Linked DNA regions of Homo sapiens: regions 2 and 3 are each linked to region 1. Evidence: read pairs that join two places in POLR2A ChIA-PET (ENCODE). Cell type or tissue: GM12878. All regions are shown on one strand.

Evidence for each region. ChIA-PET counts read pairs that join two places held together with the same protein. Peaks named below come from ENCODE experiments on the same cell type or tissue, not always from the same donor. Only the 100,000 strongest peaks of a DNase experiment are listed, where the experiment ranks them.
Region 2: POLR2A ChIA-PET joins it to region 1 with 5 read pairs; 8 of 35 experiments call an interaction of 5 or more read pairs at or near these places.
Region 3: POLR2A ChIA-PET joins it to region 1 with 8 read pairs; 7 of 35 experiments call an interaction of 5 or more read pairs at or near these places.

The regions. Positions count from the first base shown.
Region 1 is chr10:72,171,980-72,176,979 of GRCh38, forward strand. All of the region lies in intron 5 of ASCC1 (activating signal cointegrator 1 complex subunit 1), which reads right to left. Among named protein-coding and RNA genes, the nearest start is that of ANAPC16, 42 kb to the right of the region's middle. In GM12878, no CTCF peak of the experiment used is centred here; DNase peaks (open chromatin) are centred at 1,452, 2,182 and 3,282; H3K27ac peaks cover 3,193 bases.
Region 2 is chr10:72,252,330-72,257,329 of GRCh38, forward strand. No RefSeq gene overlaps it. Among named protein-coding and RNA genes, the nearest start is that of DDIT4-AS1, 19 kb to the right of the region's middle. RefSeq lists enhancers at 2,676-2,915, 2,802-3,096. In GM12878, a CTCF peak has its summit at 2,958; a DNase peak (open chromatin) is centred at 4,932; H3K4me3 peaks cover 402 bases; H3K27ac peaks cover 3,104 bases.
Region 3 is chr10:72,310,199-72,315,198 of GRCh38, forward strand. No RefSeq gene overlaps it. Among named protein-coding and RNA genes, the nearest start is that of DDIT4, 39 kb to the left of the region's middle. RefSeq lists an enhancer at 1-968. In GM12878, no CTCF peak of the experiment used is centred here; no DNase peak of the experiment used is centred here.

The DNA of each region.
Region 1 (5,000 bases):
AGACAAAGGCAAGACAAGGAAGTCTAGGGTGCTGATAAGATTGTATCTCCAGCCTACACGGTGGTTATAAAAGCATCCATTTGTTCTGTATCGTCTTCTGATGTGTGTTACATTTAACAATTTTGAAGTTTTTTTAGAAAAACTCTAAGCACAAGGCTGGGTGCAGTGGCTCACGCCTGTAATCCCAGCACTTTGGGAGGCCGAGGCGGGCGGATCACGAGGTCAGGAGATCGAGACCAGCCTGGGCAACATGGTGAAACCCCGTCTCTACTAAAAATACAAAAAATTAGCCAGGCCTAGTGGTGCACAACTGTAATCCCAGCTACTTCGAGGGCTGAAGCAGGAAAATCGCTTGAACCCGGAAGGCAGAGGTTGCAGTGAGCCAAGATTGCACCACTGCACTGCTGTCTGGGCAAAAGAGCAAAACTCAGTCTCAAAAAAAAAAAAAAAAAAAAAGAAAAACTCTAAGCACAAATAAAAGAGGAAACAGTTTGTTTTTAAGCTTTTATAGATGTTGGGCTTTTTTTTCTTTTTTTCTTTTTCTTTTGTAGAAATGGGGTTGCGCTATGTTGACAAGGCTGGTCTTGAACTCCTGGCCTCAAGTGATCCGCTGGCCTCAGTCTCCCAAAGCGCTGGGATTACAGGCATGAGCCACTGCACCCAGCCCAATGTTGAGATGTTTTAAAGGTAAAATTACACTAGTTCCTCTAAAAATATATAATATATATATTATATATAATATTTTTATATTATATATATTACATATATTATATATTTTTATATTATATATTATATTTTTTATATTATATATTATATATTATATTTTTATATTATATATAATATATATTTTATATTTTTATATTATATATAATATTTTTATATTATATATATTATATATTATATTTTTATATTATATATATTATATATTATATTTTTATATTATATATTATATATTTTATATTATATATTATATTTTATATTTTTATATATGTTATATACAATATTTTTATATTATATATATATTTCTTATATTTTTTTATATATAAAATATAGTGACTAGAGAGAGAAAAATGAGGGAAAGAAATGCCCTGTCACTAGCATGCCAAATCAAGACTTAACTAGTAGAGCCAGACTCAATTCTAAAGGCCTGAAAGTGCACACAAGTACCTTTCTAGACCTGGAAATGACTAGGAAACATAAGGGGAAAATGGCCTAATGGTTTAAAATTCCCAGCTTACTATCTCAGTCACTTTGATATTCCATTGCTCTTTCTTCCTTTTTCTTTCTCTTTATTCTTCAACTTTCTCTTGCATAAATTTGCTCTAATACCCAGCTAGAAAAAGGAAGTTCTACAACTTTGCTTTCCCTGCCTTACCCTTTGGGAGCCTAGCACTCTAGTCAACTTGAGTTTACTTGCCAAGAAAACACCAAAACACCAAGTACTGGGAAACAAAACACACAGAAGGCAATGGAGCAAGACAAGGTACAGACAGGACACCTAAGGGTCACACGATCGAAAGTCCTTTTTGGAATTATGAGTCATAAGGGTTCAAATAATCCTTAACTCTACTGTAGACTATATAATTTACAAGTAACTCCACTGGACAGTCTTTTAATGAATGGAGAAACGCTCTAAATTCTGCCCTACCTCACAATGCCATCTACCAAGAGAAACTTTTCTCTTACTGAATTATCTAAATTTAATTTGGAACCAAACAACCTTCAAGGCAACGGCATAAATCTCTAGAGCCACTGTTTTTCTTTGCTCGGAATATATCATCATATTCCTGCCCCAAGCCCATTCACTGAGATGAATGAAGACCAACGAACATCAAATTCTTTACTGCAGGGGTTTAATTACACTGGGCCCTGCTCCAAGCTTGCCATTACTTGGAGCTGGAACTATCTTACTCCATTAGGTTGGCCACCCAGGCTGGCGCCTGAAAGTTCTAATGGTATTGACCTTCCACCCAGCAGGGAGAAGCAAAGAGTGAAGTAACAGGAATTTCCTGGGGCAGTTTTGTTTATGAAAATAAACATGTTTCTTTATGACTAAGTCACAACATCACTAAGCCTCAGTTTCTTTCTTGTTAAATAAGGCCTCATCCATGCATGCGAAAGCTTCCTCTAAAGAAAACTTATGTACATGCCTAAGTCACAGTTCACCGAGTTCAAGGTCATGTCCTGACTCATCAGTCCTGAGTGCATGGAGCTTAGCCCTCTCATTCAAACTGCAGCTCATGATTTACCACTAGCAGTCACCACATCATCACAGGCCCTTCACTGGCATCACTTTTAATCCAGCACCCTGGGCTCGAGTGGGGCAGAACTGCTAATAATACTATCAGTAGGAACAATTAACAAGACATAATAAAATCTACACATATCAAGCTTGGGGAAAAGGGCAGTAGACAGCAGTATGGATTGGTCCATCATGAAGCATTCTCTGCTTCCTTAAAGCTCAACCATCCTTTCCATGAGATGGGATACAACACAGGTGCAACTGCCAGAGCTGTCAGCAAGTAGAAGGGAGGCCTCTCTCCAGACATAGACCTGTAAGCTCACACTCCACTACATGCTAGTGAAGAATCTGATCCAAATGTGTAGCACCCAGAATGTAAATAATTTATAGCTCTCTGCCTTGGTGGTACATGCCAATTGCCAGAGACAAAAAATAATTCTCAAATCATATTCACATATATCATCTTTTAGGAACTCCAGGTATAACAAACGTTTGTGCCTTTAACCTGGAGTAGAGAGCCTAGGGTTCTAATTCTAACTTTGTCACAAACCAGCTGTAATTAGGCAAGTCATGTCACTTCTCTAGCCTCGGCTTCCTCCTCTGTAAAATAAGGGAGGTGGCCTGGTTTACCTGTAAGTCAAAGGACCTACAAACTTTTTACATGTTCCCACAAAACCTAAATAATTATCTGCTAACAAAATAGATTATGTGTGAGGGATCTACCAATTCACTTTCTGATATTCTATGCAAAGAAAAAGAGAAAATATGCATGCTTCCCCTATACTCGTTGTATTTTCTTTCTTTTTTTATGGCCAAATCTTGTAGAACTGTTTCTGGGCAGGTGATATGAAGTTCATTCATCTAAAGAAGTTATTCAAATAAGGCAAAGTGATGAAAAGAGCATTTGGCTGTGCAACCAGACAGGCCTATGTTCAAATTCTGCCACCTATCAGCAGCATGACCCTAGGTGAGTTACTCAGTTGCTATGAAGCTTAATTTCATCATCTATAAAACAGACAATACTTCTGTCTCAGGTTTGCTCTGCAGATGAAACACATATGAAGTCTCTGGCACACAGTAGTATGGAATAAATACAAGCTTCCCCCTCTTCCTTTTTACATGACTGTGCAGCACTAGACAAATGCCATCTTTGCTCTCCCTTTTAAAGCAGCACTGGAAGCTAAATTAGGCTCTGCTGAGTCATTTCCATTATTCTTTAAGAATGTTCAGAAAAGCTGACTTTGATTTGCAAGTCACTATGTGTTATTAACGAAATACTGTGTTAAGCTGTATAAGCTTTAGAAAAAAGGGTTTTGTTTCTCCTGGCTTATAAATTCTATTTATTCATACATAATTACAAGAAAGTGGAGAGGTTCTTAAAACGTGGACAAACATTCAAGCATGGGCTTTTATACTGACCAGAGAAAAGAACTTCTCATGCATTGTCTAAAGATCTTTACCCATTAAAGAGGAGTGAAGAGCATCTCCCCTCACTAAAGGATGCACCACCCCACTTACCTTAGATGAGCACAAAGAATCCTTCAGCCTACTCTTCTAAAAACTTCACTATTCCTCCATAGTTACTTGAAAGCACTAGTTAGCAAGGCATCTACTCAACTTACATTTATTCCCAAAGACAGACCCTGGTTCCTCTCACGTTTCTGATGGGTTAACAGCGCAAGAGAGATCTGTTGCTGCTTCTTAATGCCACTCCTTCCTTCCCCTCCATTTTGTAACCCATGGGATTACTACAAGTCTTACTTGGTACAGCAATAATTACAATTATAACAACAATAACATTCATTCGGCACTATGTGCCATGCTCTGCTCCAAACACCTTAAACTTATTAACTCATTTACTCTTCATATCAACACTGTAACATTAATACCATTATTATCCCCACTTCAGAGCAGAACTCTGAAATATCTTTGGAATATATCCCCTCCTGAATATGCCACAAACCCTATTCTTCTTTCAATAGACAGTATCGATAGCCTCCCAACTGGTACCTGCCTTGGTGCCCAACTCCTTACCTCTCAAGACATCCTCCACACTGCCTTCAATTTTTTTTCTGTGGTGCTAAGTTCATCACAGTCCTTGCTTAAAATCTTAACTAGTTTGTTTCTTTCTTTCTTTTGGAGACAGGGTCTCGCTCTGTCACCCAGGCTAGAGTGCAGTGGCACAATCATGGCTACTGTAACCTCTATCTCTGGACTCAAGCAATCCTCCTCCCACATCAGCCTCCCAAGTAGCTGGGACCTCAGGTACACACCACCATGCCTGGCTAATTTTTTTTATTTTTTGTGGACACAGAGTTTCACTATGTTGCCCAGGCTGGTTTCAAACTCCTGGACTCAAGGGATCCTCCCACCTCAGCCTCCCAAAGTGTTAAGATTACAGGTGTGAGCTACCATGCCCAGCCTTAACTATTTTCTTACTCTCTATAGGATATTACATTCAAAATCCTTAACCCACACAAGAGCTTTCACAACTTGGGTGCCATGTCATTTCCACTCTTAACTCCTACCTCTTCCTTACTCTACCTCTTTCTAAGTACCAGCCTTAACAAATTCCTCACTCTCCCCTGAATACCTCACAAGTGACATTTCCTCTGCGCAGAATGCTCCCTGCCCCCATTTGCCAGCCTGGCACAAACTCCTGTCCCTTCCAGACTGTTCAATTGTCAGCTCCCTTATCAAGCCTTCTGCAACCACTACAGAATTTCTCCTCTGGGTACACACTGCACTTATCTAGTAG
Region 2 (5,000 bases), 80 kb after region 1:
GATGAAGGAGACTGGGAAAAGCGGTTTGGGCAGAACTAACAGTGTTTGTGAAGACCCAGAATTTAGAGAGCACGTGGCTCATTTAAAGAACTCACAGGGCCAGGTGAGGTGGCTCATGCCTATAATCCCAACACTTTGGGAGGCCGAGGCAGGCAGATCACCTGAGGTCAGGAGTTCGAGACCAGCCTGACTAACATAGTGAAACCCAGTATCTACTAAAAATACAAAAATTAGCTGGGCGTAGTGGCGGGCACCTGTAATCCCAGCTATTCGGGAGGCTGAGGCAGGAGACTCACTTGAACCCAGGAGGCGGAGGTTGCAGTGAGCTGAGATCACACCATTGCACTCCAGCCTGGGTGACAGACCGAGACTCCATCTCAAAAAAAAAAAAAAAAAAAGAAAGAACTGACAGAAGTTTCCTAAGCCTTCTGAACTCCAGCCAACAGGACGATCTTCCAACCCTCACTCTAGGGGAGACCCCAGGCATTGTTGTTACCAGATAGAAAGGAATCTACTGCTTTTTTATGGCCTTTCCCCAGGCCCCAAACCCCGGTCCTGGGAAACAGAAGGAATCCTCAAAAATGGCTGGGGCACACTGAGGCAAGAATGCCATGGGTGTGGTTGAGAAGGTAGCTTCTGGTCCAGATGCTGGAATCCTGGATTAAGACCCTGGGCAAATCACTTCCCACCTCTCTCTAGATCTCAATTTTCATGCTTCATGGATCCTCGGCATTTAGCACAACGTCCAATACTCCAGCTTTTTTGAATTAATGAACAGCTGCAGTTCCCATTTGTAAAAAGATTCCTTGCAATGCTAAGATTCTGGATCTGAGAGCCACAGTCATGCCTGCCCAGGACTCTTTGAGCAACAGAAGCACCATGAAAGGAACCAGCACAGTGCCCAGCACACCCACAGCAAATGTTTGTTGAACGAATGAGTGTTTCCCCTGAAGTCACTATAAGAGCTGTGATCCTTCCTTACTTTTCTCAACAGCTGCTCTGATCTCCAGCACTCCTAACCCTGTGCAGTTATTGTCACTCACCCACTCCAAGGCAGATGCCATGTTTCATGAAGGTAAACCCTGGCTCATGCCTTTAGTGCCCTATCCTAGAGGAAAAAGATCTAAGATGACTCTGTATGGAGTTGAGAGGTAGTACAAGAAAGAAAAAGACTAAGAGTTTCAATCTGAAAATTAACACATATCTCATTTTGCACTTTCTGTCTCCCCAAAGTCAAACCTGCCAGATGTTCTGTCCCACTCCTGTAAACAACTAAAACTCACCATGGTCTGCTGGCAGAGCTCTGAAATGGGCAAATGCTCCCTGATCCACCATACTGCCTACTTGCCCTGAGCCAGGTGGCTATAGGAAGGGCAAGAGTTCCCAGCTGGGCAAACCCTCAACACATTTTCCCTCTCTCGTGGGTTTCCAGGCTAGTCCGCAGAAGCCTGGTTCATCCACAACCGTACTGAAACATAGAATTAATTCCGGCTATACCCTGGGTGAGCTAGGCCATTATGGCAGCCAAACCACCACTTACAGCATAATTTCTATGGGAGAATGTGTTCTGAGCTCCAAGCAACCAAATTATAAGCGGGACATAGGCACACCCAGGCTCGAATCCCAGTTTTTTTTGTTCGTTTGTTTTGTTTTGTTTTTGAGATAGCGTTTCACTCTTGTCACCCAGGTTGGAGTGCAGTGGTGCAAATTTGGCTCACTGCAACCTCTGTCTCCCGGGTTCAAGCGATTTCCCTGCCTCAGCCTCTCAAGTAGCTGGGATTACAGGCGTGTGCCACCATGTCCAGCTAATTTTTGTATTTTTTTAGTAGAGACAGGGTTTAGTATTTTTAGCAGAAACAGGGTTTCACCATGTTGGCCAGGCTGGTCTCGAACTCCTGACCTCAGTTGATCTGCCCGCCTTGGCCTCCCAAAGTGCTGCAATTACAGGCATGAGCCACCGCACCCGGCCTCGAATCCCAGTATTATCACTTCCTAACGATGTGATCATGCGCAAGGCACCAGCCTCAGTTTCTTGCTTTGTAAAAAAACAAAACAAAAAAAAAAAAAACACCGCCTTTAGCCCAGGCATTGAGGCTCATGCCTGTAATCCCAACTGTTTGGGAGACCAAGGCAGGAGGAGTTCAAAACCAGCCTGGTCAACATAGAGAGACCCCATCTGTACAAAAGAAAAATTTTAAAATTTAGCTAGGCATGGTGGCACATGCCTGTAGTCGCAGCTACTCAGGAGGCTGAGGCAAAGGATCACTTCAGTCCAGGAGCTTGAGGCTGCAGTGAGCTATGATCATGCCACTGCACTTCAGCGTGGGTGACAGAGCAAGACTGTCAAAAAAAAAAAAAAAAACCAGAATACCTCTTCTAGAAGGTTCTAGTGTATAATAAATAGACACCTGTGAAAAGGCCTCAGCTGCTCCTGGCACACAGGGGCTTTTGCAGAGAGGCCCTGGAGACAAGACCCAGGCAGAGTCCCTCTGAGCGACTTATCCAGCTTTGCATAGGGGCATTACCACTGGACTTGGGCTCAGAGCAAGTGTTTATGAGATAAATGAGGTGCCGTCTCAGAATCACAGAGCACTCCTCTACCTTTGACCTTCTGCAGGCTTTCACTGGCTTCTAAGAGCCAAGAACCTTCTCCGCCCCCACCCAGCTCTCTCTCCCCTGCAATCTCTCCATGAACAGCATTGTTTTAGCTTCCTCTGCTCTGGGTCCTGGGAAGGGGCTTGGCCTCCAGAAGGGGCCAGATGCCCTGGCCTCTCACCCCAGGCCTGGAAGTTAGCCTGGCCTGCTAGCGGGCAGCCCAAAAGAGCCAGCAGAGAACCAGGGCACGCTCCCAGGAACACCAGGGCTGGTAGCAAGCCGACCTCCTCCCGCGGAGGCTGGGGTTTGGCCCCTCCTTCATCTGTTTGTTTCCCTGCTGCAGCCAGAACGGTCTGTACCCGAAGGATGGTGCTAACGGCCAAGGAATCCGTAGGGTCCTAAAGTTCGACCTACTTCCTTTCCTTGCCCTTGTTCCCCAAATTCAGGGTTTCCTGGCCATGGGCTTGTTGTCCCTTGCCTAGGGTCACTGGCACTGTGGAGATCAATCACCTTGAGTGAGGCCCCCTACACGGCACTGTGCTTCCCCCGGTCCACCCCCCAGGTGCCATGGCCCTGTAGCCTCCTCCCTGGTTCCAGTCCTGTCCATCTGTCAATAGGCCTCCCTCCCTGGCACTGCTCACTGGGTCTCAGTTGTCCAGCCCCCACCCCACCTCCTTACCCATCACCCCCAATCCTGCCATAGCAAAAAAAAAATTCTTGTGAAAAGAATATAAGCTCATGGTAAAAATCTACCAGTGTAAAAGGTGTAGAAAGAAAAAGTAGGCTGGGCACGGTGTCTCACGCCCATAATCCTAGCACTTGGGGAGGCTGAGGTGGGCAGATCACCTGAGGTCAGGGGTTCGAGACTAGCCTAGCCAACATGGCAAAACCCCATCTCTACTAAAAATACAAAAATTAGCCGGGTGTGGTGGCACAAGCCTGTAATTCCAGCTACTTGGGAGACTGAGGCAGGTGAATCGCTTGAACCCAGGAGGCAGAGGTTGCAGTGAGCCGAGATCACGCCACTGCACTCCAACCTGGGCAACAGAGTGAGACTCTCTCTGTCTTAAAAAAAAGAAAAAAAAGAAAAAGAAAAAACTTTTTTATCCCTCTTCAACAGCTTCTCCAGCATCCTTCTAGATGTTTTCTCAGCATGTTTAAAAGTGTGTATCTGCAGAGGAGTGTCCTCTTTTGTCTCCCCTCAGCCTGGGATTATACTGTACAAATTGTTCTGCAACCTGTTCCTGTCACCTCACAGCAGATCTTGGACATCTTTCCAAAATCTACCTCCCTCTTTTTAACACCCACATAATTTCCCATGATTGGGATGTACTGTAATTTATTTAACTGTTTTCCTACCAGAGACACTTAGGTGGTTTTCAGTTTTTGCAATCATGACCTAATTGTTTCCCTGCCTTAGGTCTCCAACCTCCAATCTGCCCTCCACACCACTGCTAGATTCCAATCCCCAATCTGATTTGTCATCCCCAGTATAAACCTCTTCCTGGTGGTAGGGTTATTCACTAGGTGTCTATTGCCCCCATATACCTTAAGCTGCTCAAGACCAGGTGTTGCCTTGGAGCTCCTGGCAAGGAACTCTCCAGACACGTCAACTCAGCACTTTCTGAGCCAGTCTCAGCACTGCCCTGGGGAAATGTATGGAGGTTCGCAGGCCATACGGATACTCATTCTTTTTTTTTTTTTTTTTTTTTTGAGACACAGTCTCACTCTCTCACCCAGGCTGGAGTGCAGTGGAACGATCTTGGCTCACCGCAACCTCTGCCTCCCAGGTTGAAGCGATTCTCCTGCCTCAGCCTCCCAAGTAACTGGGATTACAGGTGTGCACCACCACGCCCAGATAATTTTTGTATTTTTTTAGTAGAGACAGGGTTTTGCCATGTTGGCCAGGCTGGTCTTGAACTCCTGACCTCAGGTGATTCACCCACCTCTGCCTCCCAAAGTGCTGGGATTACAGGTGTGAGCCACCACGCCTGGCCTCATTCTTTTTTTTTTTTTTCATATATTATTATTGGAAACTCTGTGGGCTGGGCTTTTTGTGCAGGGCACCAGGAGATCCAGGACAAAATAGATACAAACCCTGGCCTCTTAGAGCTTGCAGTGTATTGGGAAAGTCAGGCATTGGACATCCACAGAGATAGATGAATGAATGATTACAAAGGGAATTAGTGGTTTGAAAGGAAACAGCAGGAGAGAAGAAGGGATTGCAGGCAACCGGGGAAGCCCCCTCTGAAGAGGTAACAAGCTGCAGTGGAGAGATACCAGCAGACTGTGGGATCTGGTTCCCACACTGGAACCAGATTCTGGACACTTCCCCTTTATTCTCCTCAAATGTACAAGAAGGGGAATCCCCCTTTCAGTTTTAACTTTCTGTGACAATAATAAGT
Region 3 (5,000 bases), 140 kb after region 1:
CTCACTGTAGAATGGGGATAATGATGACCTATAGAAGATAATTATCCATAGCCTCTCTAAGGGCTTTCTAGATTCTATATGGGCTTTTCCATAGGGTCTGTGGTTAGGACAGAGAGCAGGCACCCAGGAAGTGCTGAATCAGCGGGAGCCTTGCGGGTGGGGTGAGTATTGTTGGAGTCTTTCTGGAATCTGGCCCGTGGTTTTCCTCTCCGAGGCCGGCTGTCAGCCTCACCTCATGTTCACAGCATCCTGGCTGCCTGACCCTGATCCCGGAATGTCACCTGTCTGCTTCTCATGTTTCACCAGCGAAATGGGCATAACAACCGGTCCCCTCCTGCTCTGCCCCTTGCTCGCCCTCCCCCGTCTTCCCCTGGCCATCAGCAGCCCTTCTCTGTCTTGCCTCTTCAACTCAGTCTCTCCTTCTTGGCCGGCAAACCTGCTCCAGTCTTTTTTATCCTGGGAAACAGAGAGATGGATGCAGAAGGGAAAGAACACAAATGTGATTTGAGGATTGAGAAAAATCTGGGCTGAGCGGAAGAGCGCCCTGGCTGTCCCTGAGGAGCAAGTGCCAGCATGGGTGGAGCGCCAAGTCAGGCCATGCTGGAGAGCCAGTGCCTGGGGTGACATTGCCCTAAGCAGCACCACCTTACTTCCTGCTCTTGGTGGAAATCTGTGAGAGGGGTGGTGGGCAGATCCTGGCCTGGTCTGTGCTGAGCAACTGTGGATTTCCCCTTTTCCTACATGCAGAGACTTTCAAGCTCTGCCCACTGCTGGGAGCCACTGGAGAGCTGCTGGCTCCGGAGCACCATGGTAAATGGGTTGCCCCTAATCATTGGGATCCCAGGCAAGAGTACAAATGGAGAACCACACACCAGGTGTGTACATATTCAAAATGTGTACGCCAAGCTTAATCAGCTGTCATATAAAATAAATTCTATCTTCTACCTCCCCTCTGAATTTCAGAAAAACCTGGAAAGCCAGGTTTGAATCTGGAATTCCTGGACTCTTCAGAGTCCCTCTCTGGAATTCTGGGGCAAGGGACAGAGGGGCCTAGTTGTGTGACGTGCATGGTGGGGCTTTAAGGCAGTTGGCTCACTGGGTGAAAACACAAACCGTTTCAATCTGATCAATACTTTATGCTTTTTATTTTGTCCTAGGCCCGTGTGGCCAAAAGACCCAGAAGGCAGTTGAGCAGCTTAATTAAGACCTGCATTCAAGGCCGGGCGCGGTGGCTCACGCCTGTAATCCCAGCACCTTGGGAGGCCGAGGTGGGCAGATTACTAGGTCAGGAGATCGAGACCATCCTGGCTAACATGGTGAAACCCTGTCTCTACTAAAAATACAACAAATTAGCTGGGTGTGGTGGCGGGCGCCTGTAGTTCCAGCTACTCGGGAGGCTGAGGCAGGAGAGTGGTGTGAACCCGGGAGGCGGAGCTTGCAGTGAGCTGAGATCGCGCCACTGCACTCCAACCTGGGCAACAGAGCAAGACTGTCTCAAAAAAAAAAAAAAAAAAAAAAAAAAGACCTGCATTCAAATCCCTGCCAAAAGTGAGCAAATCAATTAACTTCTTTGAGGCTCAATTTCCCCATCTGTAAAATGGGACTAGTAATACCTCCCTGATAAAGTTACTGTGGTTACTCAAAGAGATAAGCCACGTAAAGCCCTTAGCATGGTCCTGGAACACAGTACTCACTCGGTAAGTTGAGAGCTATGACTGCTATTACAAGTTCTCCACACATGGGCAGTGACTGCCTCGGTGCAGGAAGCCGTCGCCCTGTCTCCTCCTTGCACACGTGAAACAGGTCACTCAGCTCAGCAGAAGCAGATCTGGAACTAGGGCTTCCAAGTTTCCCACCGCCCTGGATTTTGCTCCAGTGAAAAAGAAAAAAAAAATGATGGTACAACAATGTGAATGCTACACTTTAAGAATGGTTAAAATGTACATGTTATGTATATGTTATTATACCATTGTGTTGATTTGCTAGGGCTGCTGTAACAAATTACTGCAAACTGGGGGGCTTAACCAGCAGAAATATATTGTCTTGCAGCTCTGGAGGCTAGAAGTCCAAGATCAAGGTGTCAGCAGGATTGGTTCCTTCCAAGGGCTGGGAGGGAGAAGCTGTTCCATGTCTTAGGTCTGGCTCTGGAGGTTTCCTGGCCATCACTGGCATGACTTGGCTGGTGGAAGCATCACCCCAGCCTCTGCCTTTATCTTCACATGGCCCTCTCCCTGTGTGTGTGTCTCTCTGTCTGTCCAAAGTTCCTCCTTCTATTATTATTATTATTGAGATGGAGTCTCACTCTGTCACCCAGGCTGGAATGCAGTGGCACGATTTTGGCTCACTGCAACCTCTGCCTCCAGGTTCAAGCAATTCTCCTGCCTTAGCCTCCTGAGTAGTTGGGATTACAGGCACCTGCCACCGCACCCAGCTGATTTTTGTATTTTTAGTAAAGATGAGGGTTCAACATCTTGGCCAGGCTGGTCTTGAACTCCTGACCTCGTGATCCCCTGCCTCGGCCTCCCAAAGTGCTGAGATTACAGGCATGAGCCACCGCGCCCAGCCCCCCAATTCCCCCACTTTTTTTTAAGGACACTGGTTACGCTGGGTTAGGGTCTACCCTACTGACTTCGTTTTAACTTAATGACATCTGTAATGACCCTATCTAAATATTTCCAAATCAGGTCATATTCTGAGGTATTGGAGATTAGGTATTCAACATAATAGTTTTGAGGGAACATTATCCAACTTGTAGCAACCACAATGAAAAAAAAAAGTGTCTACCTTGTACTCGCTATCAGATTACAGACACGGGGAAAACACATTCTGTGAAGTTTCAGTGCTTTGCTCAGAGTAACTTTGCTCATAGTAGGTCTTCAAAATGTGTTTCTTAATTTGTGTTTAAATCTGATACCAAGCAGTTAAAAGGGTAGAAATCTCCCAGTTTCCAAGACGAGTCCTCTCCCGGCCATGAACTTAAAGGATTTTTCAATGATCAGCATTATTTCCAGACAAATACTTAATAAACTTTGTAAAAATAGCTACTCTCCATGTAAGATTTTTTTTTTTTTTTTTGAGACAGAGTTTCGCCCTGTTGCCCAGGCTCCTGTTGCCCAGGCTGGAGTGCAATGGCATGATCTTGGCTCACCGCAACCTCTGCCTCCCCGTTCAAGCGGTTCTCCTGCCTCAGCCTCCCAAGTAGCTGGGACTACAGGCATGTGCCACCACACCCGGCTAATTTTGTATTTTTAGTAGAGACGGGGTTTCTCCATGTTGGTCAGGCTGGTCTCGAACTCCCAACCTCAGGTGATCTGCTCACCTCAGCCTCCCAAAATGCTGGGATTACAGGCGTGAGCCACCCACCGTGCCCCAGCCTGGTTAAGTTTTTGCCACATTTGCTTGATCTGTGTAAAATTTTCCTGGTGAGCCATTTGAGAAGTCACATACTTGAGAATTTCCTAGGAATAGGCTGCTCTCCATAATCACATTGCCATTCTCACATGGGAGAAAACTAACAATGGTTCCATAATATCATCTCATATCCAGTTTATACTCAAATTTGACCAGGCTGATTTTTTAAACATTCTGAACCTAATGAATTCCAAATCTGTAAAGCTTAAGATTTTTTATTTTTTATTTAATTTATTTTTATTTTTTTTCTGAGATGGAGTCTCACTCTGTCCCCCAGGCTGGAGTGCAGTGGCGCAATCTCGGCCCACTGCAACCTCCCCTTCCTGGATTCAAGAGATTCTCCTGCCTCAGCCTTCGGAGTGGCTGGGACTACAGGCACCTACCACCACAACTAGCTAATATTTTTTATTTTTAGTAGAGATGGGGTTTAACCATGTCGCCAGGATGGTCTCCATCTCCTGAACTCATGATCCACCTGCCTCGGCCTCCCAAATTGCTGGGATTACAGGCGTGAGCCACCGCGTCCAGCCAAGCTTAAGGCCTTGACAGTATTACCTGTGCTATGGGAATTTTGGACCTTCAAAAAATGTAATTTAGGGCCAGCCACAGTGGCTCACATCTGTAATCCCAGCACTTTGGGAGGCCAAAGCAGGAGAATCACTTGAGCCCAGGAGTTTGAGACCACCCTGGGCAATATAGGGAGACCCCGTCTCTACAAAAGATTTAAAAATTAACTGAGCATGATGGTGAGTGCCTGTAGTCCCATCTACTTGGGAGGCTGAAGTGGGAGGATCACTTGAGCCCAGGAAGCGAAGGTTGCAGCAAGCGAGACTGTGCCACTGCACTCCAGCCTGGGCGATAGACCGAGACCCTGTCTCAATCAATCAATCAATCAATCAATCAGCTGAGCATGGTGGCACATGCCTGTAGTCCCAGCTACTAGGGAGGCTGAGGCAGGAGGATCGCTTAAGCGTGAGAGATCAAGGCTGCAGTGAGCTCTGATCACACCAGTGTATTCCAGCCTGGTGACACAGTGAGACTCTGTCTCTAAGAAAAAACGAAAAAAGAAAATGCAATTTGGCCGGGCGCAGTGGCTCACGCCTATAATCCCAACACTTAAGGAGGCCGAAGTGGGTGGATCACCTGAGGTCAGGAGTTCAAGACCAGCCTGGCCAACATGGTAAACCCTGTCTCTACTAAAAATACAAAAATTAGCCGAGCGTGGTGGTGGTCGCCTGTAATCCCAGCTACTTGGGAGGCTGAGGCAGGAGAATCACTTGAACCAGGAAAGGGGAGGTTGCAGTGAGCACAGATCACGCCTCTGCACTCCAGCCTTGTCAACAAGAGCGAAATTCCGTCTCAAAAAAAAAAAAAAAGAAAGCAAGAAAAAGCAACTTAACATGTAGAACTCTTTCTGGTCATGCCACATTGTTTCTTTTTCCTCATTTCCTTTCACTCACGAGCTCGAGCTCTTTTGAATGCTCAAACGTGTGCTTGTGGTGAGGTGCCCCTGGAATTCCTTTTATTCTAAGACAATGGCCTTCCAGGAGTACCTGCAGGAAGACCTGTTAAGACTGGCCTGGGACCTC